Linked DNA regions of Mus musculus: regions 2, 3, 4, 5, 6 and 7 are each linked to region 1. A link is a loop called in an ENCODE intact Hi-C map of the cell type or tissue named here. Cell type or tissue: left cerebral cortex. All regions are shown on one strand. Region 1 holds the start of Rap1b (RAS related protein 1b). Region 2 overlaps Gm32605 (a long non-coding RNA gene). Region 3 overlaps Gm32663 (a long non-coding RNA gene). Region 4 has its middle 30 kb from the start of Gm32663. Region 5 has its middle 13 kb from the start of Gm32663. Region 6 has its middle 38 kb from the start of Mdm1. Region 7 has its middle 32 kb from the start of Mdm1.

Region 1 (4,000 bases):
AAATATTGAAAAGTCCAGCCTGCATCGTAATGTCAACTTTCAACTTAGTAAAAAAAAAAAATGTGAGTTCCTATTACTGTAATAAAGAAGTGCTTGTATGCACACGAGTCGAGAGTCGCAGGGCCAAAATATCTTTCTAAAGCATTGGGGGGTGGGAGGGGGCAAGCGAAAGGAAAGCAATCCCATCTGCTCAAAACTCTTAAGCGAAGATGTTTCTTCCAAAGGCATCTTCTCCTCCCGCCCCCCTCCACCCCAAGGAAAATCCCGAGGGCCTAGTTCCCAAATTCACGGCGCTGATAAGTCAGTTTCAGAATCAGACACCTCGAGATGGCGAAAAGAAAAAAAAAAAAAAAAGGAGAAGAGGACAAACTTCCTGGATTTTTCTCTCTGCAAGAGAAAAAGAGATTTCCTCTTGCTGACGAAGGAAAGGCCCCTTTAACATTTTTTTTTTCCCTCTGCACGGTGGCGGCTGCCAGACTAGGTGGGGCTCGCTCCGCTGCCTTCCTCCTGCCACTTCCCGCAACAAATGAAGCAAGCCAGCCCCGATCCGGGCAAACTTTTTCCCTGTCAGGCTCGAGCCCGCGGGGCGCCGGGGAGTGGTCCCCCCGCCCCCCCTCGCGACGCTGCTCCGCCCGCCCGGCCCCGGGCTGGGAGAAGCCCGGGTGTCCGCAGAGGACAACTTTCTGGTTTCCGCTCTAACTTCCACCCACCGCCGAGGCGGGGAGCGGGGCGCGGCGGGGAAGGCTGCGGGGGCCTCGGGCAGGCGGGTGGGGGCTCCTCGGGCGCTCACTTCCTCCGCCATATTTCAGACATTTGACCCCTTCCGCAAAGCGCGCTGCTCCCCCGCCGCGGCCGCGGTTCCTCCCCGGCCGCCCCGAGGCGGCGCGCCCCGCCGAAGCGAGCGAGGGACTCGGGGGGCCCCCCGCCAGCCACCTGCCGCGCGCCCGGGCCACCCTCGCCGCCGCGGGGGCCATCGGGCTGCCCCGCCCGGTCCGCGCCGCACCCCACCTCTCCCCTCAGCCGGCGCCCGGCCCCCCGCCAGCCTCGCGGCCACGCACGCACCCCGCGCCCACCTCTCGCGCTGTCACCGGGTCGCCGCCGTCGCCCTCGCCGTCGCCGCGCGTTCCCTTCGGGTCGCTGCTCCCGGCGCCACGGCGGTCTCTGCCGCTGCCGCCGTCGCCGTCGCCGCCGCCGCCGCCGCTCGGGCTGCTTTCCACGCCTGACTCTGGGCGAGGTTTGGCGGTGTCGCCTTGACGTCAGGCGTTCAGCCTCGCTCTCGCTTCCGCCCGCGGGCGGGGCGCGCAGGAGCGCAGCCCGGGAAGGGGCGGGGCCGAGGCGGGCCCTGGCGGAGGGGGGCGGGGTCTCGTCGTGCTCGCCTCGCAGTGGGCCTCGCCCCGGCTCTCGGTCGCCGGCTCCGGCCGTGGCCCTTCTCCCCTGCCCTGCGTCTCGTTGCTGCGGTCGGCCTCGCCCCCCGCTGGCTGGGCTGTCCGACATAATCGGTGTCAGCCTCAGCGGAGCGCATCCGTTTCGACCCCAGCGGGTAACGGGGAGCTCAGGGGCTTGGAAACCTCTGACGCCTTCGCGGGGCCTCCGAGTGCACAGTCGCCAACGCCCCCAGACCGTCGGTGTTCGCGTGGTCCTTTGTGCTGGGGAAGTAACAGAGCAGCAGTTCCCACTCCCAGAGCGCGAGGGCAGCTTTTCATTTTTCAAATGGCCTTTCTTTAGGTTTGACAAGTATTTCAGCCTGTGGTGTGTTAAGCAGGGCCAGCTGTCCAAATTACCCTGCCAGACGCAGTTCGCGAATGGAGGATTCCAAAGCATGCTTATGGCCTGTGCCTAAGTGAACAGTTTATAGAATTAAAATAATTGGTTCATGGAAGAGCATGCCTGGGGCGCCTTCATGACTTTATAGATTACTCATAGATGTCAGTCTATGATGTGACTCCGAAAAGCTCTGTCCAAAAATGACTTGTTCCAAAGAGCACAAGAACTTACATCGATCTAGGTAATTAGAATATTTTCTCACCATCACCTTTAATATGAGAATCATGCTATCAGAGCTTTGTTTGGAAGACTTTGTTTCTGCTCTGATTACGCTCTCTTCATTGCGTGGTCCTGGCTGGCCTGACCTTGCTATGTTGACCAGCTTGGCTTTCATCTCAGATACACCTGCCTCTACGTATGGAGTGCTGGGGATTAAAGGCATGCGCCACCACTGCCAGCGAGGGAAAAGGTTTTGATGAACAAAACTTGAGAGGAAAGTACTGAAAGGAGTAGGCAATTTAGCTGGCCCTCCCTGTACAAATTATTCTGGAAATTTAACGAACCCTAGAAGAGAAATGGAGACGTGACCACTACGCTAACCTGAGTTAAGTGAGCGAGTAAGAAAGAATTATAGCTGGGTCTCAGGATGCCAGTCTGTAAGAGCACACCTCTTTCTTCTGCAGACTGAGCAGGAGGTGGCTCCTTGCAAATTCTAGGTTGCTGAGGCCACAGAGTAAGTTAAAGCCAACCTAAACGGTTTTGTGAGATTCTCAAGAAGTTAAAAAAAGGGGGGGGGCATAGCTTAATGATCCAGTACTTGTCTAGCAAGTGTCCGAGTGTAGTAGGTTCAACCTTTAGAACAACAAAAAAAGAAAAAACCCATAATTGACAGTTGTGTGTGCTTCTGCACGCTTGTGCCCTCGCCTGTGGGCACACAGAAGCCAGAGGTGAACAGGTTATTTTCTGTCGCTCTCCACTTAGTTGTTTTGAAACAGGGTCTCTCACTGAACCTCACCAATTAGGCTTGAGTGGCTGGCCACCAATCTCAAGGGAGTCTCCTGTCTCCATTCCCACCACTCTGGATTCTTATGTGACTGCAGGGGGACTGAACTGGAAACCCCGGTTCTCCTGCCTGGGTAACAAGCCCTTTGTCCTGCTGAGCCCTCCTCCTCCCTGACAAGTTTTTGATAGCAGCGTTTTCCAGCTGCTTCATGGTTTGTATTACTTAAGTATTACCTATTTCAATAATTGTTATTTTCTCAGAACAACATTTTAGTGGCGGTTTCAAAGGCAAGTTTTGGAACAATCTGTTGGTATTGTCAATTATTCATGAATAAATTGCAATTTCCATTTTGCTCTTACCAATTACATATATACTCTGTCTTCACGTATAGCAGAAAAGAGCATCAGATCCCATTATAGATGGTTGTGAGCCACCATGTGATGGCTGGGAATTGAACTCAGGACCTCTGGAAGAACAGCCCATGCTCTTAACCACTGAGCCATCTCTCCAGTCCCCTATTTTATCAGTTATTGAAGGAAGATTTGACATGTCTCAAAGACTGACATTTTGAGCCAGGGTACTGATTACCAATGGGCTGTTTTGGTTTTATTTTTTTCTTTGTTTTAAACACTTTGACATTTGGGCAATTGCTTTTTTCCTTTGAAAGCCAGAGTTTGTGGCGTTGTTTAAGCCAAAACACTTTTATCATCTCACTAGGCTGATAACCATTGCATCTCTTATTAAATCATGATCAGCGTATAGAGCCCCCCAGAATGGACTCACTTTTGAATTTGAACCCCTTGCCCTATTTACCTGACAGACCAGGATATTGTCCGCTGGCAGCTTCAGTTTAACTTGTATGCAAACCAAACTCATTACCATTGTCACCAAACCCGTTTTCTCTCCCTTTCCTTTGCTAATCGTACCTCCTTCTTTTCAAGTCACCCACTCTTCAAGCCTGTCACCCTCCTCTGCCCTCCCCCCTCCTCTACAATGATTCATCCACTGGTGCATCTGTGAGCAGAGGTTGGACCAAGTCTTCCAGGCTCCTCTTGATACAACTCGGCTCCTGGACCTTTGCAGCCTAGGAGGTTCGAGCTGCCTACTGTGACCCATTTTACACATTGTTGCTAGATAAATTATCTTAAAGCTTGCTCAGTAATTTACTCCCTTCCTCTTAGAGGCCTTCAAGTACTCTTTTCTACAAAGAAGTAAAGATATGTTACACTTTTC
Region 2 (4,000 bases), 59 kb after region 1:
GGAAAATCACCTCTTCTTGAAAAGCTGGGAACTGAGCACACTGTCTTTGAAGGCACTGTCAAGTGTCAGGTAGGTTAGAATGCTCCACTGCCCTAAAAATAAACTCTCGGTGTATTTTTTCAAAGGCATATTCTACACACCCGAATGTCACTTTTCTTTTTCTTTCTTTCTTTCTTTCTTTCTTTCTTTCTTTCTTTCTTTCTTTCTTTCTTTCTTTCTTTTTTTTTTTTTTTTTGATCACAGCACTTGCTAGATTGGATTGTGCTGTCCTAAGATCTTCCCAGGGTGCATTTAGGAAGCTGGCAGGGAACCTGGAAGCACGAGGAGATTCACGGCCTTGGAAGTCAGATGACCGAAGTTCTCAACAGGGTCTGGGGAGAAATCCATCGTTCCAGGTCCTTCTGTGTCACATTCTGGTGACTTGCTTTTTCAATGCCGTGTAGTCAAACAGAGACACAGCAAAAAAATTAGTTAGGCAACTCATTTCTATTATTATTTTAGAGAGGCTTTATGAATGGACTAGGCCTTTACTAAGTTGAATTGCTTTGAAAATAGTACAGTCAGGACTAGGGTTGTAGCTCAGTGGTAGACAGGTTTAAGAAAAGGAGTTCAGCTGGGCCCTGGTGGCTTATGCCTTTGATCCCTGCTTGGGTGGCTGAGGCAGGCTGGTCTCTTGAATTTGAGGCTAGCCTAGGCTACAAAGCAAGTTCCAGGGCAGCCTGGGTTACATAGAGTAACCCTGTCTCAAACAAAACAACCAAAATCAAGCCAAACCAACCAAATAATAATAATAATAATAAAAACCCCAACAACCTGAGTTTGTGGTCATCATCAACACCAACACCAACACGGTGCATTGTTTTTCAGTGGTACAAGCTGATACTGACTGTAGAAGACTGCAGAAGTTATTTAGGTTTGGCAGACCGTCCCTTTGGAAGAGCATTTCCTTTTGTGGAGACAGCAGAACTGACTGTGTTATTAAAACCCACTGTGATGATAAAACACAATGAATCAGAGAAATTAATAGCCGAGTTAGGCTTGACCATGGACACATAGGACACATGAACTCATTCTAAGGGAAGCTGTAATAATTATGTATAAATATCTGAATAATAACCACACTCCCCAAATTATGTGGAAATTATACCCCTTTCAAGAAACAGTTCACATAGCCATTATCAACTGAGCCAGCATGTAGTGGTGGGGACATAATATCTCCACAAAACATTTCCAGAAAGAGAGAGAGAGAGAGAGAGAGAGAGAGAGAGAGAGAGAGAGAGGCAACTTTCCTTTATTCACATTCAGTTGTGAAATTCATTATATCACAGAAATAAAATACCTCAGAGGCACTGGCTCCTGCTCGCTCAGTAAACTAATCTATATTTAGATGCAATTTAGTGGCTTCCAGATAGATGTATTTCCTTCAGAAAAGGACTTCTCACAGTCCATCCTAAGTGACAGGGCAGTGGCTGTTTCTAAGGAAAATTCAAGGAATTTGTGATGTCATCTCGGGTGTGCCAATCCCTCAATTAAGAGAGGACCAGAGGACTTGGTGATCCCCGCACAAACGAAGGGCGTGCATCCTCTGCGTCTCCTCGCGCTGGGTCGCAGTTCGCAGTTCGCTGCGACCACAGTGGGTGTCTAGAAAGTAAAAGGGAGTGTTCTGTTTTATGTAACTTGACTTTGGAAGCTCTGATGACAAGTAACTCCTCTCTAAAGCTCCACTTAGGAACCAGCGCTGAAAACCAGCTGTTAGCCGTCCGCCCCCGCCCCTCCCCCGCGCCGGGCACTTCTGCCTGTGGGTTCCCCCTTTGTTTTTAAATGATTTTATTTTTGGTAAGAGTTAGGCTTCCCGAGCTCTAAAATACATGGAAACCTCCTGCTGTCTATTCGAACGTTGGACGCTCTAACATTTAAAAAAGAAAATCGTGATTAAATTGGTGCATCGTACGTGATAAGGCCGAGGAATGTTTTCTTATTAAAGTTGGCACCAGAATCCTTCTCAGAATGGGAAATGTATTTACTTTGAAAAATACCCCGAGAGTTTGGAGAGCAGAAGAGAGCTCCTGAGGGTTTGGGGTGTGGGCGGAATGTTTCTGAGACAAAGGCAGCGATTTGGCAGGAACTTCAAGCGCGTGGGGCTGGGGAGGAGGAGAGGGCTGAGCCAATGGGAGGACCAGCCTGCCCGCAGCCCCTCAGTCCCACTGTGGTCCTCCACCCTCCTGTGACCCAACTCCCAAAGTATTCGGTGCAAGTCAGTTGTTTTGCTGTTGTTAGAGAGCCTAGGGCAGGCCTGTGGATCAGCCGAGTGGATCTGAGGTGAGACGGGTGGACCAGAGTAGAGGCTGGAGACTGCCCCAGGATGAGGGACAGATCAGAGAGGGTGGGGTCCTAGATCCGAATTTCAGGGCTTTCTGAAACAGATGGGGCTGGAGAGGTTCTTGGTTAAAGCATCCACTTTCTGGACAGAGTCACTCAGGGCTGTGTGTGGGTGGGAAGCTTCCTGGTATAGTCACATGTTGCCTGACTGGAGGGACGTGGAAAGGACTCCACAAACACCAGACGTCATAGCTGTTTTTACAATCTTTGAAGTTGGTTAGACTCCAGTATGTTAATGTCAGTCAGAAGGCGGTTGGTAGGAAAGGAGTCTTTAGCGGGGTAAGGAAAGGACTTTAAGATTCTAAATCTACGTCTTGTAAACACCCAAGGATATCCAATTTTCAAAACGAGTTGAAAATCTTTGAGAATGAGGTATAACTGCCAAGTCCAAACGACACCTAATATTTATTTCCCAAAGGATTCTTGACAATCAGGGACGCTAGGGTGAAAGAGAGGGTGAGTCCACATACTAGACTTTTCAGGTATGTGTATCTACGCTAGGACCAAATCTGGTGATGGGATATATGTATATGTATACACACACATATATGTATGTGTATTCATATGTGTGTATATATATGCATATATATATATAATGTGGGTGTGGTGTGTGTGTGTATATATATATACATACATACATACATACATATATATATATATATATATATATATATATATATACATACATACATATCACAAAATCCAAAAGATCCAAAAGGGAAATCTTTTTTATTTCTGGAACTTTTCTTTTCAATTTGCCAGTGTTACTGGATTTTTTTCTCATATAATATGTACAGTCTAAAATTAATAATTTAATACGTATAAAAATCTGACTGTATAAAGCAAGACTCCCGCTAGGCATAGTAGTTCACACATAATCCTTGGGAGGCAGAGGCAGGAGAATCAGGAGTTGAAGGTCATTACAGTCTACACAGACTATTCAAAGGCTAACCTGATCTATATATTAAAAATAATTAATTAGTGAAATCCAGGCTCTTATAATAAAGTAGACAAATAGCATCATTAAAAAAAAGCCAATAAGGTGTAAAATAGAAAATAAATCCCACAGCCCTAAAACAATGGATTTGTAGTCATCCTAAAATACTAAAATACCTTCTTTAATTATCCAAAGTCTGGCACAAAAAAAATTCTTTATTTTTGTTTTTTTCGAGACAGGGTTTCTCTGTGTAGCCCTGGCTGTCCTGGCACTCAATTTGTAAACCAGGCTGGCCTCGAACTCAGAAATCTGCCTGCCTCTGCCTCCCATGTGCTGGGATTAAAGGCATGCGCCACCACGCCCGGCCCCAATTTTTTTTTTATTTGTTCTTGTTTTACATGCATTTATCCGTACATTCTCTGCTCATAGTAATATTCTCAGGTAAGTGAAATTTTGCTAAGGCATATCAGTAGGTGTAACTACCTAGCTGACCTCTTTCTCAAATTGGGAAGTCAAGTCATCGAGTTAATAACCCATTAATACAACCTGACAGTGCTATTAACCTAAGACAAGCATCGAACGTCAAAACATCCCTCCGTCCGTATTAGAACTGAGCTCTGGCGGGGCATCATTTAATTGAATCTCTAGATTCACTCTGAATGAGGATAAGCTATGACTGAGCCC
Region 3 (4,000 bases), 200 kb after region 1:
AATAGACAATTTTGAGCTGCTATGTGGATGCTGGGAATTGAATCAGGACCTCTGGAAGAGCAGTCAGTGCTCTTAACCACTGAGCCATCTCTCCAGCCCCAAAGGTTTGTTTTTGTTAATCGAAGAGAGAAGCTTAGGAAACTAGATGGGGCTCAGAGAAGGGCCATTTAGATGCCATGTTGACATGATCAGAGCTGTCTTCAGGTTCCTTCTTACAAGCAAGCTGGTGTAGACAGCCGCACAGGGACGGACAAGTCACCATATCCTGATAACTTTGCAACCTCAGTTCAGAGTGCAGAGCAGTGCCTCCGGAAAAACCCGAGATGCATTTTAGCTCACAGGCTGCATCCTTGCTGGAGAGAGGAGCAGGTTAAGCCTGGCTGGAGAATACTAATTCTGATCCAACTGCTTCATTGTTTATGGAAGTCCAGGCTTCCATATAAAGAAAAGAGCAGTTCTCTTCCTAGATAACATTTGATCCATTATGATTTATCATTTGATGAATGGTGAGAAAAAAATCTGTATGCATTTCATAGAGATTACTTCTTTGGAATATTTTTAAATTTACATTTTTGGGGCTAATTTTCATACTTGGATACCATATTATGCCATTTTCCCCCTTCCTTGCTCTCTACCTCTAACGCTGTTTCTCTTGTCTTTTATTCTTTAGGTACAGTCACAGTCACGTTACAAATGAGCTCAGTGGCATAGCCTACTCAGTTCAGAAACACACTGAATCCTCCAGAGAGGTCCAAGCAGAAAGACTAGTGTCTTAGTCAGGGTTTCTGTTCCTGCACAAACATCACAACCAAGAAGCAAGTTGGGGAGGAAAGGGTTTATTTGGCTTACACTTCCATACTGCTGTTCATCACCAAAGGAAGTCAGGACTGGAACTCAAGCAGGTCAGAAAGCAGGAACTGATGCAGAGACCATGGAGGGATGTTACTTACTGGCTTGCTTCCTCTGGCTTGCTCAGCTTGCTTTCTTATAGAACCCAAGACTATCATCCTGGGGATGGCACCACCCACAATGGACGCTCCCCCCCCCCCCCTTGATCACCAACTGAGAAAATGCCTTACAGCTGGATCTCATGAAGGCATTTCCTCTTTTCTCTGTGATAATGCCAGCTTGTGTCAAGCTGACACACAAAACCAGCCAGTACAGCTATCTCCCACCTAAAAGAACACACAACAAACAGTGAGGCAGCAGTTGTTCATGTTCTTCAGGGGACCTGTCATTCTATCCATTTGGCAGTCTTGGCTAGAACATTAACACCGGGACACAACCAGGACAAGATGGCAGGGGGATGTGGTGGGCTGTGATGCTTCTAGAAAAATCTCAATCTCTCTCTCTCTCTCTCTCTCTCTCTCTCTCTCTCTCTCTCTCTCTCTCTCTCTCTCTCTCTCTCTCTCCAAAACAGACGTTCCAAGAAATGTCTTTCTGTCTCTAGATATTATACTGCCAGGATGCTAGTCAAAATTCCCTCACACCATGAGTAGCTCAGCAGCTGGCTGGCCAGTATCTCCTAGTGGATGAATCGATTGTTCCTAGGGTGCCGGGGAGACTTTCCCAACCCAATCAGGTCCGCTGCTATGCAGCTCTCTGAAAAGTAGGCAGCACATTTAGCAGAGCCAAGAGAGAAGTCTCAGATCCTTCATGACAACCGCGGGCTGCAGGATTAATCAAACCTGGAGTTTTTGGACCTCCGATTTTCTTGTTTTTAATAAACACACTTACGGTTGAAAGTGGGTGGAGTTGGTGTGTGATGAATCGGGACTTGATTTTGCTGACACAGGTATCTGTGAGTTCCCACGTAGGAGAGGGAGGGAGATCTATACTAGGACCGGATGGAACAATGGCAAATGGAAATATTCAGTTGGTGCTCAGGAAGAGAAGAGTGACCATAGAGGAGCCTGGAGTACCATCCGGGTTGGAAAAGAACTCTGTCCTGTCTCCGAGAGGAACAGGATGCTGGCAGGGCTGCTGGTGCCCTTGCCAAGGAGGCTGAAGTTCAGGGCAGTGTTCCAGGAGGAACAGGCGCCCGAACGTGGGTCAGGAAGCCAAGGCATGGGGAAGATTGCTCTGCCAGGTTTTGGGACTGCGCTGCCAGGGTCCAGCGCAAAAGTTATATATAGAGAGGCCAGTCGGAGAAAAAGGAAGCACACAGAGAGCCGATAGACTGTAGAGGACTGGACTAGGTGGTGAACAAGGGTAAGGCTCCCAGGATCCTACAAGGCAGGAGCAGAATTGGTTCAGATGAGACAGAATGCTGGTGGCTTTCCGAAACCGCCACAGATCGGGCTGAGAAATGCAGGAAACATTCTTTTTGCAAACAGTCTTGGCCCATTTTCTTGGTATTGTTATAGAACTGCTTAGTTTTCTTCCTAAACCCTTAAAAGAAGTATCGTGGGGCTGGAGAGATGGCTCAGCAGTTAAGAGCACTAACTACTCTTCCAAAGGTCCTGAGTTCAAATCCCAGCAACCACGTGGTGGCTCACAACCATCCGTAATGAGATCTGACGCCCTCTTCTGGTGCGTCTGAAGACAGCTACAGTGTACTTACATGTAATAATAAACAAATGTTAACAACAACAACAACAACAATAACAACAGAAGTATCATCCCTCCCACCACTGCCTCTGTATTGCGTTTGATATGTGATCCTCTGAAAAGGGCTCCCTCCTCCCTCATTCGAGAAAGGTTCCAAGGTTACTTGCTTATCTGCTGCCGGCAATTTGGGTCCTGTGTGGCACACCCCTTGCTTGCAGTGTGATTTCCATTAGTCATTTCCCCCCTTCTTTCTTTTCTTTGCTCATTCAGTTACCAAGTCATCTGCAGGCTGATTCTTTGGACTCTTATAATTGGATGGTCTGAGGAGGTAGCTTCAGAATAAGGAAATCTGTTGTGGTCACTGCATTCTTTGGAGACCTCAGAGCATCAATTTCTCTCTGATTCAGCCAGGAAGTCTGTCTTCCTTTGGACTGTGGTGGCTGATGTCATGAGAGATGATTTTTGTCTAGTCAGCGGGCTGAGCTCTGTGGCAGCATTAGTACCAGAACGTAGTGATGGTGTCGAATGAAAGAAGAAACCATGAAGGGTGTGGTTCCTCCTTGGCTGTGCCCCATTCCTCATTTCTAATAAGGTTCAGCTTCTTTCACCTCAATTCAGTGTGATGCTTCAGAAAGTGAGCAGAGGATACGGTTTCCTGCAATGCAGGAAGCTACATAGGGGCTGGAGAGATGGCTCAGCAGTTCAGTATTTGCCTGCTCTTGCAGAGGTCCAGCATCCACATCAGTGGGCTTACAACCTCCTGTACTTCAATTGCAGGGGATCTGACAACCTCTTCTGGCTTCTGTGGACACTTGCAGGCATCCACATAAACATACCAACACACACACACACACACACACACACACACACACACACACACACACACACACACACAGAGAGAGAGAGAGAGAGAGAGAGAGAGAGAGAGAGAGAACACCTTTTTTTAAAGTACCATTACAAAGTCATAAATTAAATATGAAGTCGGAAAACATTTGCAGTTTAGTGAACAAGGTCTCATCTTCTTTATGTATAGAACTTTCTCATAAGTTAATAGGAAAAAGGCCACAAGTCCAATGCGAAAAATGTGTAAAATAAAATAAAATCCACAGAAAAGAGGATGTCCTTGTTAAACACATTAAGAGATAGCTAGCTTTATACGGCTGTAGTTAGGAATCAAATTGCTCCAGATAGTCATTTTTACTGTTGCAGGGTAGCAGTTCTCAACCTTCCTGATGCTGTGACCCTTTAATACGGTTCCTCAGGTTGTAGTGACCCCAGCCATAAAATTATTTCTGTTGCTGTTTCATAATTGTAATTTTGCCACTTTTATGAATTGTGGTATAGATCTCATAGTGTAAATATTCTGGTGTCTAGGGTGAACCCTGTGAAAGGGTCATTTGACTCCCAAAGAGTTGGGACCCTGAAGTCGGGCACCACTGTTGCATGGTGA
Region 4 (4,000 bases), 140 kb after region 1:
ACAAGAGTTTCACAGTGTAGCTCTGGCTGTCCTGGAACTCACTTTGTAGACCAGGCTGGCCTCGAACTCACTGAGATCGGCCTACCTCTGCCTCCCGCCTTGCTGTCAGACACCATGTTTGTTTATTTATTTGTTTATTTATTTACTGGAGACAAAGCAATGTAAAAGGTAGAAGAAGCAGAGAGGAGACACCGAAGGGAAGCTGCTTTTTGCAAGTTTATAGTTTGGGGCAGCAAAGATTATTAATTGCCTAAACTAATTAGGCAAATAGTACCTTTGCCACAAGTTCTACAATAAGTACTGAATATTGTCAGAAAGAATCATTGGTTTTAACTTATGGATCAGAAGGGACAGCTGGCAGTCATAGAATCTTGCTTAGTACAAAAAACAAAAATCCCCAAAACCCATCACACCGTAAAAATTAAGGCAGATGCACGACCCAAGGCTGACCAGCTGCATTAAATATAAAGTATAAATGGATGGTCCCAGGTCTTTCAAAGCTATAGTATCCCATGGCAGGTAATGGGTTTGTCTCCATTAAGCAAATCAAACAAACCAGAACCCACAGAATGGATGTTAAAGGGTCCGGACTGGCCCCACCTCCTGAACGCCTTTGTGTAAAAGGTGGTTTCACAACATTAAGGTGAGGTTGGTGAGGCGGTCAGGAGCAGTGGTGGCAAGCTGGGGTTGAGGTCACAGGGGAGAGCTGCTGGGGGAGGGGCAGCAGGAACCAAGGCTGTGCGCATCTAACAGTTCCGGTGGTCCCTCACATCCCTGGCTCATCTTCTGGGCTACAGTCTCATCCTGTAAGGCAGTCTGCCGAGTTGTTAGAATCGGGTCCTGGGAGACAAATCCCCCGCTCTGCCTGGGGCCTTTTCCTTCTTCTGCCTCGAGATTCCTAGGGACTCTTTCATTTTTATTTCTTCTTAGGATCCATCGTTTCAACAGTCTGATGGATTAAGCCACACAAACGTCTCTTTAGACCAGTGGTTCTCAACCTTCCCAATGCTCCCGCCCTTGAATACAATTTCTCATGTTGTGGTGAGGAATAAAATTATTTTTGTTGCTACTTCATAACTGCAATTTTGCTACTGTGATGAATCATAATGTAAGTATCTGATTTTTTTCTGATGGTCTTAGGCGACCCTTGTGAAAAGGTTATTTGACCACTAAAGGGCTCGTGACCTACAGGTTGAGAACCACTGCTTTAGACCCTCTTCATTTCTGTTAGGCTGGCTTCCGATAGTTTATTCTTCTTTAGAGTGGAGAAGAGAAATGACAAAAGAAGAGAAAAAGAACAAAAAAGGAGAAAGGAACAAAACTCCAAGACACGACAGCGTGTGTGTTGGGGGACAGGCGCTGAAAAGCTAAAATGGCCAGCAGGTGTATATGAATATAAACGATTTGTTTGTTTTAAAACTCACTGTAAAGAGAGTGGCGATGGAGACGATGGCAAGAGGCACAAAAATAAACAGCAGTAATTTAAAAAGAGGATAACCACAGGAATAAAAATATGAGGTGAATTTGGCAAAGGACCCAGCTAACTTTAGGGCCAGTTCCTTCAAACGCTTGTTTTTACAGGGTGGTAGGACTTTAAATCTCTCAGAACCTAATGAGACCCTAGACACTCGTGTCTTAAATACACACAAGCACATATTTTGTTGGTGTGCATTTTCCTGTGGAAGGAGCCGAGACTCAGATGTGTTCTTGGCTGTCGCTGCAAGGACAGTTTCTAGGACATTTTATTTGGCTGTTCAAGCTCAGGCGAATTGTCAGCAAATAGAGATTGGTCTGCAGAAATAACGTGGCTTCCTGGAACGTCAGGGGAAGGAAATGGGTGGTTTCTTTAATTACTATAGCGTTTCCTTGTGTCTGTGTTATAACTAAAATAGATGTTTGGCTAATGTCCCAAGGAGGAAAGGTGAATCTGGGAAATGAATGGACCCAGAAGCTATGTATAGCTGTGTTCTTGGTTAAGACAGCATGGCTCTTTGTCTGCAGTATCCTGACTACATCGAGGTGGACTGAAATCTGTTCCCTGATAGGCAGTCCGTTGAAATCCAAGGGCTTTACTATTTACATATGGAGAGCTAATGACTTTAATGTAGGCAAAAGAGCTTATTTACAAGGAAGCTGTGGCTGAGGCTGGCAGGAAGAGTGTTGCTAGGCCCTTAATTAATTGATTTGCTAATTATTCTTTTCTGCTGGGTGTTGAAGTACTTTTCCTAATGAGCAGCAGAAGCAGGAACTCTGTGGAGAGCAGCTTTAGCACAATCGTGAGCAGGGGTCTCTGGGACGGTGTTTAAGGGGCTTTTGGTTCCTTCGATGATGAAATCCTGCACTTCATAAAATAGAGGACCAAACATCTCCCTATATCCGGGTTTATTTATCAGTTTATGTGACTTAACTCAAATCTGCACATTTACTAAAATTGACACTAAATTAGATAGCGTTCGAGTTTAAACCAAACCAAACCAAACCAAAACATTTCCGCTGAAAGGGTGGGACGGGAGTAAAGAGGCGGCTTCTTGGTCAAGAGTATTTCCTCCTCTTCAGAGGACCCAAGTTGGCTTCCCAGAGCCCTTGTCAGTCAGCTTTCAACTTCCTGTAACTCCAGCTCCAGGGTATCTGCTATGCTTCTGGTCTCCAAGGACACCTGCACACATTGCATGAACGCATGCTCACACACACACACACACAAACACACACACACACACACACACACACACACACGCTTACAGTACACACTCACACACACTCACATACACATTCACATTTACACACATGTATTCACACACACACTCACATACACTCACACGTACACACATTCACACACATACTCACACACACACTCACATATACTCACACATACACACATTCACACACACTCTTACACACATTCAAACACACACTTTCACACATACACACACATTCTCACAACACACAAAACACATTCACGTGCACACTCACATTCACACACTCACACACACATACATTCACTCTCACACACAACACAATCTCACACACATTCAAACACACACACAACACACTCTCACCTTCTCACAGACATTCACACTTTCACACAATTTACACACACACACACACACACACACACACACACACATTCACACATTTAAATGGGGGTGAAAATAAAAATAAATCTTAAAAAAATAAGATGACTGCAGTGTCTGGTTTTGTTTTTGTTTTTTTTTTTTTGGTTTGTTTGCTTTTTTTGTTTTTTGTTTTTTTGACTTCTTAAAGACACCAGTGACATGGGACAGAGGGGATGAAACAAGTCTCCGAGTTCCTCTGTGAATTTGACTCTCTGGCCCACACATACAGAACCCCAGTGTGGTAAGCCCAGCACTGGGGATGGACACAGGGGGATCCCTGGGTCACATTAGTCGCCCAGATTAGCTGAATTGAGGCACTTCAGGTTCAGTGGAGAGCCTACCTCAGAAATAGAGACAATTGAGGGAGTCATTTAACACTGACCCCTGGCCTCAACACACACATGCACACATGTATACCCGAACACACTTACACCACATCCACACTTACATCTACACCTACATCTATCTATCTATCTATCTATCTATCTATCTATCTATCTATCTATCTATCTATCTACCTATCTATCTATCTATCTACCACACAAAAACAAACACACAAAGACATCAGTATTAGACAGATCCCTATTTGGAGGCTGCTGTGGGAAGAGTCTGGAAGCTTCACTCTAGCCTATAGACTCGAAATTCTTCTGTATTTGAAAGTCTTGATACAGAATAAAAAATATAAAAACCTTCAGGAGATTTTGAGTCCACATACTAAATACAAACTCATTTTCACTTTCTTGGACTCCCTCTCATAACCAATTCGGCCTGGACTCTCTCCTCAGTCTGGGGTGTGTCTCCTTTGTAGTTTCCTCCCCAGCTTAAGCTCCCTCCTGACACCAGGCTCTTTCTTACTCACGGTGTGCTGGCTGCCCAGTATCCCGTCT
Region 5 (4,000 bases), 150 kb after region 1:
AATTTTAACCAGGGAAACAGACTTTTGTAATTGTGCAAAAGAGAAGGAATAAACATAATAATAAAAAGCAATGCCAAATCCCAGCATTTTATTGAAGCAGAAGTTTCATCTTCTTTTCAGGCCCTTTAGCTTAACTGGGTCTTTATTCTTCTGCTGTGTTCATGATGAAGCACTTGTGCCTGGATTATGGGAACTTCAACAGCTATCCACACTCCTCCACGCCAGGCTCCAGCAGCTGAAACAATGTTTCCATCATCGGCTCAAACAATCAACGCGAGTGTGCACTTAGCTTTTCTCCAGCTTTGCTTAGCAGAACTCAACTTTCACTCGTGTCAAGATGGTAACACTTCTCCAGCCTCCATGGCTGCTCATGTGGCTTCTATCACAGACAGACAGTTTTTATTCTTCTCCATAACATGAGGTAAACATAGTGTAAAACACCCAACTGGGGAGTGGAGAAGTGGATCAGAAGTTAAGCGTATTGTGCATTGCTCTTGCAAAGGACCCGAGTTTGATTCCCAGCTCACAATTGCCTGTATCTCCAGTTCTAGGAGAACCTATGTACATAGATAGACATACATGTAAAAATTTCAATAAAAAAATCTTAAACAAAACACTCCCTCTCATTTGTCTCTATTTCCTTCTGCCCCTCTAGACACACATGTGAGGGCTGGAGTTGTAGCAACTATCTTGGAAACATGAGGCAAGGAGCCAATATAGAAAAGTAATGCTGAAAGGCAGAAGGAACCTGGGGCCCCAAGGTATCTTTGAGCAACTGACATGCCCCCAGATGCCATGTTTTTCAGTCATGAGGGAAAGCGAAGCTATTTAAGACATTGCTAGATAGAAATTAAGATTTTTTCAGCTAAAAATTTCACCAATCACATTTTTCAGATAAGGGATCTGAAACAGCAGATAAGTTGTCAAATTTCTATACTTCTTCAGGGTGCTCTGGGAATTTGGCCTTTCACAGTCTGACCCAGAATCAACAGCCTTCTCTCTCGGACATGCTAGATTTCTCTCTTGGACATGCTAGATTTCAGTCTAGTCAACTCTCTTTCCCTCTGTTCCAGTCTTGTTTCTGATTACTCTGATAAAATACAATAAAAATAACTTAAGGAGGAAGGGTTTTGGGGGGCTGCCGGAGACCAGGCTACCTTTCATGGTCCACTGCACCAAAGAGTTCATTTTAGCACGCAATTCCAGGATGCTATCAATTATAGCAAGAAAGTTAAGGCAGAGGTCCTAGAAGCAGTCAGTCACCGTACACCTGTAGTGAAGAGCAGACAGAACGAATACATGAATTTTTATTGCTTAGCTCATTTTGGTACTAACCCAAGCCCAAGGATTGGTGCTGCCCATAGTGGGACAGGTTTTCCCACATCAATTGAAGTAATCAAATCAATCCTCACCCCCCCCCCCCCAGACATACCGATAGACCAACTGGAACTAGACAAACCCTTATTGAGGCTCTAGATCTGTGGTTCTCAACATTTCTAATGCTGTGACCCTTTAATACAGTTCAGGAGAGGTGACCTCCAACCATGAAATTATTTTTGTTGCTGCTTCTTAACATGTTTACTATTGTTATGAATCATAATGTAAGTATCTGTGTTTTCCAATGGTCTTAAGAAACCCCTGTGAATGACTCCCCCCACCCCCCGCCCCCGCAAAGTGGTCAGGCTCCACAGGTTGACAACCATTGCTCTACATTGTTTTAGATTTTCAATTAAAAGTAACCCACCACTCCTTCCCACAAATGTCAGTTTGATATGTCAAGAACCAGATCTGAGCTCACATGTCACTTCCTTTCATAAAACCTTCAGTATTCTCCACCCCACATACACACAGGGCATGAAAGTAGGAGGTTGACTTTTTGGGGAGGTGAAGGGAATCTGTGGGGGCAGATAGGGGTTAAGAGGGGATGACATGAGGTACACATGATAGAAATATATATATATATATACTCCCAGAAATAAGACTCAGATTAAGGGGCTGGAGAGATGGCTCAGCGGTTAAGAACACTGACTGCTCTTCCAGAGGTCCCGAGTTCAACTCCCAGCAACCACATGGTGGCTCTCAACCATCTGTAATGGGATCTGATGCCCTCTTCTGGTGTATCTGAAAACAGCAATAGTATAGTCATATACATCAAATAAATAAATACATCTTCACACACACAAAAAAAGACTCAGATTCAAAATATATTTACAAATACCGTGATCATATAGCTATGCTCTCTTTGAATAGGTCATAATTTTCAACAACCCATATATTCCAGTTTATATCCTGTGCGCAGGTACCATGCATCTGTCTCATCACATCCTCCCAGGCAAAATTTCTGCGCCTGGCTCCATCCCAGAATCCTTTCTGCCTCCTGGATGTCTCACCTTCTACTCTAGCCTTTCTCATAGGCATACAGATACATGTGCTTCTGACTCCAGTCTGTGTTGCTGTCTGGGTGATGCTTTTGGTAGTTGTCATGGAGAGCCCAAACTTCGCAAGGGACATGGTCATTTAGTGATGGCCTTCCACAGACAAAGCAGGGGAGAGCAGAGATAGGCACTCCAGTTTGAGAGTGTTCGTGGCGATGGAATCTACTCTCCAGAGTAAGTTTACCTGTTTATATCCCTCTCCCTCTACTCCTCTCTGTCTCTGTCTCCATCTCCCTCTTCCCACCCAGTACCCTTGTGTGCATGTGTATAAATATGGGTGTGCACATACCTCAACAGGCACGAGGAAGTCAGAGAAAAATTTTGGAAGTTGGTTTCTCTTCCATCGTGAGCTGTGGCGATTGACTGGAAGGACGGCTTTTACCTGTTGAGCATCTTGTCGTTCCCAGAACCAGATACTCTCGGAGTGAAGAGGTTGGTATAGGAACAACATTGAGGACATATTGACCAAAAGTTGGGAGAGACTCAGGTGAGCCCCGGAGTCAGGTCTCTATCCACAGAGCTCTCAGGGGCTCCTGCACCCCCTCTTGCCATCTGTTGCTATTCACTCTTTAGCCTCAAAGCTCACACACTCCCACACCCTGATGCCCACATGCCTGCTGTCCCCTGTGTGTCTTGTCTCATTTTATCTCTTTCTCTCTTTCTTCCCGGGCTTCAAGTGCCAGTGTGAGAGTCACTCTCTGCTCTCTTCTCCTCATCTTCTTCCCTCCCCTCCACACTGACAGTCCAACTGCTTCCCCACTTTATACACACCTGTGTGTTGTGTATATATATGTGTGTGTGTGTGTGTGTGTGTAGTGTGTGTGTATGTGTGTGTATGTGTGTTTGGTGTGTGTGTGTATTGTGTGTGTGTATATGTGTGTGTGTATGTGTGTGTGTGTATTGTGTGTGTGTATGTGTGTGTGCATACACATCCTTAATCCAGCATTTGTCTAGCAACCCACAAGCAGGGCTCTCTCTTACTCTCTATGGCCCCCAGTTACTCTCTCTGTCTGTCACAAAACAGGTGCTTGAAGGATCATTTATTGAAATTTTATTTTGAATATTACCTTTTTTCTTTTCCTCTAATAACCCCCTTTGGAAGGTGACAGCCAAGAGTGTAAATACTAGGCAGCCAACAAGGGGGGAAACTCGGGAGCAGGAAGAGGCCTTAAGCTGGATAATCGGTTCTTGAGTAGTGGACCACTGACCTACATAGGGGTCACAGTAATTCAAAACCATTCTCTTCCTTTTCACTTCAAGTGAACAGAGCCTTTCTGTTAAGAATGGGCTTGTGTAGTGATAGAGCGACTATCGCCTCTCCGGCAGAGACTGAGGGTCTGGCAGAGACTGCATGTGGTAGGAGAGACATCACCCTCAGAAGCTCATAACCAACCAGCAAAAGACAATCCTAGGTGTGGTGGATTTGGCCTAAAGCTTGCATAATGTTATTTGGGTTCCCAAAGTTGCATGAGAATCCCTCATGTAAGGCCCCAGTTAGTTCTGATTGGTAAATTAAGTTGCCAGCAGCCAATTGGCTGGTCAAAGAGACAGAGGCGGGACTTTAG
Region 6 (4,000 bases), 260 kb after region 1:
AAATCACACAGAAGTATCTGGAATAAAACAAGAGCACTCCACATCTCATAATGCCTACATAAATTAACATGGTGGCTGGAGGTTTCAAGCCTTTGATCTGATTTATTCATCTACTTATATTTTAAAATGGTTACTAGCTGCTGTGTGGAATGGGTTATGGACAGACACTGTGGATTCAGGGGGATCATTCTGGAAGCTCATGAAGAAGTCAAGTGAGGGGAGGCTGACCTAAAGGCAAATTCTGTGGCTATTTTGAAGGTGGAGACCACAGGACTTGTTAATGGACTGACTGTAAACTATGAGGGAAGGAAGACATGAAGAGATGGCTGTCCTGTCTTCTGGCCCTCTGCCTGGTGAAATGGTAGCCCCTTTACTGAGGTTGGGTGTGATGAGGAAGAAGCAGGGGTGTGGTGTTTGTGCGTGTTGGGGCAGGGGAGGTAGAGGAAGTTAGATTCTGTTATGAGAGGCTAAGTAAAGGTATCATACCGGGGTGAGCATTTCTAGGAGATACTTGGATATACACTAAAGGCCTGGGGGAGGAGAATGGAGACAGATATTTTATCAAAGGACCATCAGCACAGTAAAGCCACACAGGAGATGAGGTAAATGTAGTGAGTTAAGGGTGGACGAGGAGATGCCTCAAGGACAGAGACTATTTGAGGAGAGGAAGTTACAGCCTGGGAACCAAGAGTAGCCAGGAGCCAGGCTGAGACCCAAGGACAGTGCTCGAAGTAGCAGACAAGAGAAGAGTGTCCCCCTCCCATGAGAAAGGAAGTGCTTCCCCCTATCTTTGTACACATATACACATAGTATATTTTATGTATGCACACATACATATTTTATGTGAGGATATATAGATATATCCTCACATAAATATATATATTAATATTACAGATGATGCAACGGGCCTTACCAGGAATACTGTTTTTGGGGGTGGGTACTGAGAATCAAAGCTAGAGCCTTGCACATGGTAGACGAGTGATCTATTATTGAGCTATCTCCTAAATTTTTATTCTGAGGCAGTGTCTCTGCTGTTCAGCTAGTCTTGGGCTCATGCAGTAGCCCAAGTCTGGCTCTTTTGAAAAAAATGTCCTTCTGAGATACTATTCTGAATGACAACCAAGTATTCATTCTCTCTCTCTCTCTCTCTCTCTCTCTCTCTCAGTGTTTTCGAGACAGGGTTTCTCTGTATAGCCCTGGCCGTCCTGGAACTCACTTTGTAGACCAGGCTAGCCTTGAACTCAGAAATCTACCTGCCTCTACCTCCCGAGTGCTGGTATTAAAGGCGTGTGCCACCACAAGTATTCTATCTTTATAAATGACCATGAGAACAACATTCTATAGACACACCTGGTGTTTCTTCAGGCTAAATTCCCCAAGTGTAGACAAGACAACCTTTAAGGCTTTTGATACATGCTTTTAAATTGCCTCAGAAGGAGAAGTTTCTGGCAGGATGGTACCCCCCCCCCCGCACCCCGCACCACCCCCCCCCCCCCCCCCCGCCAGCAATCAGTTGAAACCATGTATCTGGTTTTATCTGGTTGTCACTATCACCATTCAAAATTGTGCGGGGGTTGGGGGGAGGATATGCCGTCTCGTTTCTACTTTATTTCCACTTGCATGACTTGATTACATTATGGAACCATGTCAGTCGTCTGTGTAAGCAGGGGGGTTGCTGAGGAGGGAGAAAGGCATGGTCTGAGCCAGTCTCCAGGGTGAGGGGTGGAGCAGATCTTTGTCAGCCCACACGCTGAGGTTCCCACAGCTCAAAGCTTCCTCCCTCTCGGTCGGCTTCCTGCGCCGCCCAGCCTAAGAAAGGGCGTGGTCACAGAGAAGCGGAGCATCTCTCCTCCGCCAGCCAGGCGCTCTGCTCACTTGCTAGGGGTGGAGGCTGTGTTGCCTTGTGAACCGCTGTCCACATTGCCCAATAGAACAACAAACACGGGCCAGGGCACAGGGGCGGCAGGCCCTGCATCCTGCGTCCTTTCCTCACAGGGCGGAGTCATTTCAGCTCCTGAGATTCCTTCATACAGCCTTGCTGGGCGTGAGCCCAGCAGAAGGGGAAAGACTGTTGTGAAATTGTGGGAGGACACAGCATCTCTGTTGGTGACAAGGGACAATTGCATCATGCTGTTAGGCTGCGATGTGGAAATCACAGATGCCCAGGAGATAGGAATCTTAAGAATGTGTGGGACATACAGATAGATGCCCCCCAAATGGGGACTGTGACCGTCTTTTATGAGCTATTTCTTATTTCACAACTTATTTCATAACCATCAGTTGGAACAACAACAACAACGACAAAAACCTTAAAAATGCAATTCAAGAGTTGTCTAAACAGCACACACGTCTGAGACGGGTTCTGTGAGAACCAAGAATGATTCTCGAGAAGAAAAGACCCTCAGACGACCCAGGTTCCAAATCCAAAGGAAAGCATTCTGTGAGGAGTGAAACGAAAATGGAAAAAGTTCAGTAGAGAACACGCTGTTGTCCAGTTTTTCGTTTGTTCGTTCATTTTGTTTTTCTGATAAGGTCTTGTGCCCTAGCACTGACTGTCCTGGAACTCACTACGCAGATGAGGCTGGCCTTGAATTCTGCCTCTTCCTGCTCTGCTGGGATTAAAGGCATAACACCACCAGGCCTGGTGCTTTTTAAATCATAAAGCAATGTACTGTTGTTATAAATGTGTCCCATTTAGCGGACTGAAAACGCTGAGTCACGGGAAGTAAAAGTTAGCTTCCTCCCGTCCTGTCAGGTCACTACCACCCTCCAATAACTTGGTGTCTATTTTCTAGAGACTTTATAATGCAACTTAAAATATTTATAATTATAATGTATGTACATTATAAGTTATTATATGTGTGATGTAGGTAATTATAGCATTTACGATGTTAGAGCATAGATGGTATTCATTAATCAAAGTATACTTTTGCTTTGATTATTTTTTCCATTAATTATTGTGTTTGTGAGAAAGAGAGTGGGTGTCACAGACCCTGTGTGGTGATCAGAAGACAACTTGTAGGAGTCACTTCTCTCCTACCATACACGGTGCTCCAGCTATCTAACTCCGGTCACCAGGTTTGGTGGCAATACCTGCCAAGCCATCTCCCTGCCCCAACATATTTTAAGAAAATGAGTTAATAATATTGAAATTCTGCAGCTTATTTTAATGTTTTTCTCTTAGCAGGTAGCTTTGCTTCATCTGTCTGAAATAAAGATCAAAACCAAAGCAAACCAAAAAACCAACAACAGCAGCAAAAACCCCAACAAACTAACAAGAAAAAAGAAAGAAAGAAAGAAAGAAAGAAAGAAAGAAAGAAAGAAAGAAAGAAAGAAAGAAAGAAAGAAAGAAATGAAAGAAATTGCTTTGAGCCACAGATACCAGATAGATTTACTCATCCCTTTTCCTCCTTCTTCTGTGTTCCCCCTTTCCCCCGGGGAACCACTTGAGGTGCTGGAGTGAAGGAACCACAATCCCTGCCCTCATATAAAGGCCATTTCCATGGAAAGAGGAGGGCAGTAAACAATGTAACACACAGTACAGGTGGCTGGCAGGGCAGGAAGGGCGCACCACAGGGTTAGGAAGAGCCTCCTTGGAAGGAAGCACTTGAGCTGAGACCTGGAAGGGAGAGAGGGCTAGAATCACATGACTATCTGGGGGAGGGCACCCCAGGGAAAGGGCATAGGAAGCCCAATCAACCTGGGAGGAGGAGGAGGAGGAGGAAGAAGAAGAGGAGGAGGAGGAGGGGGAGGGGAAGAGGGAGGGGGAGGAGGAGAAAAGAAGGAGAAGGAAGAGGAGGAAGATAAGAAAGAGCAGGAGGAAGAGAAGGAGGCAGAGAGGAAGAGGAAGAGAAAAGGGAGGAGAAGTTGTGGGAGGAGGAAGAGAGGAGAGAAAGAGGAGGAAGAAGAGGAGGAAGAGGAAGCACAGGAGGAAGAAAAGAAGAAGGAGGAGGATGGAGGAGAAAAAGAAGGAGGAAGAGGAGGAAAAGGCAAAGGAGGA
Region 7 (4,000 bases), 260 kb after region 1:
CTTTGTCTCTTTGCCCCCCCCCCCCTCAATATGCACACACACACATATGTTTGCATCCAGGAGCTGGAAGTCATTTTAAGAATCCAAGCACTGTCTGTCTACTTGCTGTATCTATGTGGCTTACCCCTGTATCTCTGGTAGGTAAACCCAACCCTAGAGATCTCAGACTGATGGGCAACAATTATTTGATTGATTGAATGGATCTATTTTAGCCTCTGACTAACGGATGAGAACTGTTCAAACAGTCTTAAGAAGTGACTGTATTACCCTCATACATTGTTTTTGTAAATTAACAGAAGACATACAATTTTCACAAGTCCAGAGAGCAAAGTACCTGAATTAATTTTTTTTTACTGTATGGGTACAGTGACTTAGAATGATCGATGCAGAAACTCTGAGTATCTGCACAGCTCGGAGAAGCTTTTTGGAAAACATATGTCAGCCACATTAGATAAGAGCTAGTTAGTAAGCAGCTAAGAAGATAGAGCATTATCCCGAGCTTTTGTCCCCACCGGAAAGAACACGATCAGGACAACCGGAATCTTCTGCGGCAAAAGCTTTATTGCTTACTTCTTCAGGAGCAAGAGAGAGAATGGCAAAACCCCGTCCCTTTTAAGGAGAATTATCCTCCACCTAGGACGTGTCGCTTCCTGATTGGCTGCAGCCCATTGGCCGAGTTGTCGTCACGGGGAAGGCAGAGCACATGGAGTGGAAAACTACCCCGGCACATGTGCAGATTATTTGTTTACTACTTAGAACACAGGATGTCAGCGCCATCTTGTAATGGCGAATGTGAGGGCGGCTCCCCACAGAGCATATCAGAAGACACATGCAGGTTAACAAAAGTCGGCACCTTAGTGAGGTTACGTGCGGCTAGAATAGTCCTTCTGAGTTCATAAGTTGCATATTACTGTGGCTATTATGAATCTATGATTGCTGACATTGTGCCTGCTACTGCTGTCTACCAGTACCACCATATATACCTCGCGGACATTACCTCATGTAATGGTATAGCATCATTGCTGGGTAGGCATTGTTATCACCTGTAGGGGGTTCAACAGCCCTCTCACAGAGGGTGTATATCAGATGTCATGCATGCCACATTTACATCACAATTCATAACAGCAAAATGACAGTTGCAGAGTAGCAATGAAATAATTTTATGGTTGGGGGTCACCACAACATGAGGGACCATATTAAAGGGTTGCAGCATTAGGAAGGTTGAACCACTGGTCTAAAGACTGAAGTTACAGAGGTGCCTCACTATGCCTGGGCCAAAACCTCATTTTTCCTTAACAGAAAAATATTTATTTATTTATTTATTTATTTATCTAATGTATGTGAGTACACTGCTGCTGTCTTCAGACACACCAGAAGAGGGCATTGGATCCCACTAGAGAGTGTTGTGAGCTACCATGCAGTTGACAGGAATAGAACTCAACACCTCTGGAAGAGCCATCCAATGCTCTTAACCGCTGTGCCATCTTTCTAGACCGCCCCCCCCCCCCCGTGCCTCAAACCCATTTTTAATAGGATGGCCCAAACTATGGAACTTTAGGTAAAAAAAGAAGAAGAAAGAAAGAGAGAGAGAGAGAGAGAGAGAGAGAGAGAGAGAGAGAGAGAGAGAGAGAAATCCATATAAGGTTTAAATCACAGCTTAATACAAATATCCTAAAGGTTGTAGTGATGCTTAGAAGAGACGCCAAGATCAGTACTGACTTTTTGGTCTGGGAACCAATTCTTGTTCTTCAAATATAATAGACCCTAGACAGGGGTCCCTCTCATTATCTTCCAATCAACACAAGTCTCACATCTGTGACCGGATGACTTTGATGACATCAAAGATCTACTTTTGCTTTGGGGGAGGGGGGGTGTTAAAGGAGACTTTTATTTGGGGGAGGGGGGTGTTAAAGGAGACTTTTATTTTGATTAGCAAAAGAGATTGTTGATTATGCGCACTGAGACGAAGACAAAGGTCTCTTGATGAGACTCTCCAAGGTGCCTTGAAGAAGTACACTGACTTTCTCTCTCATGCATGCAGAGAGAGGAGTATTTGCTGGGTCAGAGCAGGGTGTAGGGTGGTGATGGTGTGGCTTTCCTGGATGCCCTTTATCTTTAACAGGAAGAAACTGGAGACGTCAACAGTCCTCTGGCCTCCCCTTACCTTACCATGCTTTGGATGCAGGGGTTATTGAAGGTTTTCCAGCCAACTTTTCTGCCAGTTTCAAAGTTAAATAGTATTTGGGGAATGCCACCTAGTGGTTGACAGCTCTTGGTTTGTTGCTCACTGGAAGAAGAAAGTAAATCAAACTCAGGCCAATCAAAGTCTCCTTGAAAGTCACTGGAGAGAGAGAGGCCAGCTAGGTCATCCTTTAGCTTGCATAAGCAAGCTCGTTAATCAACCTTCCTGGGGCTCTGAGGCAGAAAGGGCAGGATGGTTCAATGCGTCCTGAGTTCAGAAGCCCATCAGCTTCCCCGTGGACTTTGATTGCCTGTGGCCTGCCATGGCCCCATGCCTTTCAGTCCCAGCAATGCGTGCTTGGGAGAGGACAGGCTCCTTGCCGGGACTCCCAGCTCTGACTTAAAGTCTGTCCTTTCACTGACCCCATCTCTCCACTCCTCCTCCTGACTGACCCTTAGTGAGTGCTTGTCCCCCCCGCTGTGCTGAGAGCTTGCAGGCTTTTATTCACTCAAGGCTCGCCACATCATACTTTTTATTACTACAGTTGTCTTTAAATTTTTATATTTTCTGACCCTTCATAGAAAATGACTCATGTTTAAAGCAGACTATGGAAACTAGAGGATGTCTCTCCTCTCACAGGGCCAAAAGTGACAGATAATCACCATGAACATTTTGCTGAAATCCTAGCAGACCTTTTCCTGTTGTTACGAGCATGCATAGCTTAAAAATCAGCAGCACAGATGTAAAATACTTTCTGCCAAAAAAAAAAAAAAAAAGAAAGAAAGACTAGAAACATTATGTCATGTCAATAAATATTCTATCCCATGATTTTATTAAGTGGCATCATAAAACATACCAATAATTCAGTTGCTATTAAACTCGAGGAAAGTGGGGCTGGCAGGCAATGTTTAACTCAAGCTGCTGTTGTTTTGCTGACGCTTTCCTGAGCATGTACGCTGCACTGTACTCACACTCAAACGGTTTTTACAAACACCAGCGGCTTAGTGAACACAGGTCCCTGTGAAGTGGGGTATTTGCAATGACATTTTACAGAAGAGAAACTGAAGATCTGAACTCAACAACATCGCCCAAGTTTGACCGGTCTGTACTGAGGGGACACCAGCGCAACCCACGGGTCTTGAATTTGTAGACTTGAGGGTCTTTCTCGTTCCCAAGGACCTCACCAATGCTGGGCTTGACCGAACATCCCGAATGAACATTCTCTTGTTATCCTCACGACGGGAGCAGAGAGAACTGCCTACCTATACCAAAATTTGGGATCTAGAGTAGAAACTATGGATTGGGGGGGGGGAGCTGAGAGAGGGGCTTGCGGATTTTCACAGTCTTAGCAAGAACTCTCTCCGATTGCTTGACGTATATAGCACTTTGTCTTATCCTCCCAAGAGCCCCAAGAAAGTAATACTAATATAATCTCATTTTACAGATGAAGAAAATTAAGATTAGGGAAATGGTTGGTGTCAGGTCAGCTTTCTGGATGGCGGGAGGGAGGCAGGCTTAAAGTCCACTGTGTCTGATCCCTGAGTCTCCACAGTGGCCGATTTCTTCACGGCAGTTAGTGTCCTGCTGTGGTTTGTACAGTGACAGTCACGGGTCCTCCCCCTGGCCGTGAGGGTGTGTTTGAAGGAGAGGTGTGGGAGAGATGAAAGAATAGGGATGATGAAAGAGACTAGGGTAGCAAAAGAGTCCTGCAGAGTGTCTTCTGCGATAAAAACAACACACGAGGAAGACAAACCCACAGTTTTTGAGGCAAAAAGTTGGGAAAGCAGTCTTGAGCTGTTGATAAAATGGAATTTTGTT

What was found. A loop is a pair of places that touch in the nucleus more often than their neighbours do. Peaks named below come from ENCODE experiments on the same cell type or tissue, not always from the same donor. Only the 100,000 strongest peaks of a DNase experiment are listed, where the experiment ranks them.
Region 2: it touches region 1 in a loop (6-fold over the local background); 9 of 42 quality-filtered maps call a loop at or near these places.
Region 3: it touches region 1 in a loop (2.7-fold over the local background); 7 of 42 quality-filtered maps call a loop at or near these places.
Region 4: a loop joins it to region 1, with 6 times the contacts of the local background. A loop is called at or near these places in 9 of 42 quality-filtered maps.
Region 5: it touches region 1 in a loop (2.2-fold over the local background); 3 of 42 quality-filtered maps call a loop at or near these places.
Region 6: a loop joins it to region 1, with 4 times the contacts of the local background. A loop is called at or near these places in 18 of 42 quality-filtered maps.
Region 7: a loop joins it to region 1, with 3 times the contacts of the local background. A loop is called at or near these places in 18 of 42 quality-filtered maps.

What each region holds. Positions count from the first base shown.
Region 1 is chr10:117,844,758-117,848,757 of GRCm38, forward strand. Rap1b (RAS related protein 1b) reads right to left here and starts at 1,217. Exons shown (of 8, transcript NM_024457.2): 1 at 1,074-1,217. In left cerebral cortex, CTCF peaks have their summits at 701 and 1,652; DNase peaks (open chromatin) are centred at 494, 731, 1,309 and 3,753; H3K4me3 peaks cover 2,149 bases; H3K27ac peaks cover 1,938 bases.
Region 2 is chr10:117,904,207-117,908,206 of GRCm38, forward strand. Gm32605 (a long non-coding RNA gene) reads left to right here. Exons shown (of 6, transcript XR_872076.3): 5 at 1-69; 6 at 244-1,955. Among named protein-coding and RNA genes, the nearest start is that of 4933411E08Rik, 19 kb to the right of the region's middle. In left cerebral cortex, no CTCF peak of the experiment used is centred here; DNase peaks (open chromatin) are centred at 1,789, 2,111 and 2,514; H3K4me3 peaks cover 1,475 bases; H3K27ac peaks cover 1,865 bases.
Region 3 is chr10:118,047,493-118,051,492 of GRCm38, forward strand. All of the region lies in intron 1 of Gm32663 (a long non-coding RNA gene), which reads left to right. Among named protein-coding and RNA genes, the nearest start is that of Gm32663, 36 kb to the left of the region's middle. In left cerebral cortex, no CTCF peak of the experiment used is centred here; a DNase peak (open chromatin) is centred at 2,015.
Region 4 is chr10:117,980,920-117,984,919 of GRCm38, forward strand. No RefSeq gene overlaps it. Among named protein-coding and RNA genes, the nearest start is that of Gm32663, 30 kb to the right of the region's middle. In left cerebral cortex, no CTCF peak of the experiment used is centred here; DNase peaks (open chromatin) are centred at 1,776, 2,174 and 2,549; H3K27ac peaks cover 1,015 bases.
Region 5 is chr10:117,997,740-118,001,739 of GRCm38, forward strand. No RefSeq gene overlaps it. Among named protein-coding and RNA genes, the nearest start is that of Gm32663, 13 kb to the right of the region's middle. In left cerebral cortex, a CTCF peak has its summit at 2,110 (motif pointing left); a DNase peak (open chromatin) is centred at 3,025.
Region 6 is chr10:118,101,514-118,105,513 of GRCm38, forward strand. No RefSeq gene overlaps it. Among named protein-coding and RNA genes, the nearest start is that of Mdm1, 38 kb to the right of the region's middle. In left cerebral cortex, a CTCF peak has its summit at 2,110; a DNase peak (open chromatin) is centred at 1,870; H3K4me3 peaks cover 871 bases; H3K27ac peaks cover 1,119 bases.
Region 7 is chr10:118,108,033-118,112,032 of GRCm38, forward strand. No RefSeq gene overlaps it. Among named protein-coding and RNA genes, the nearest start is that of Mdm1, 32 kb to the right of the region's middle. In left cerebral cortex, CTCF peaks have their summits at 1,396 (motif pointing right) and 2,264 (motif pointing left); DNase peaks (open chromatin) are centred at 2,248 and 3,316.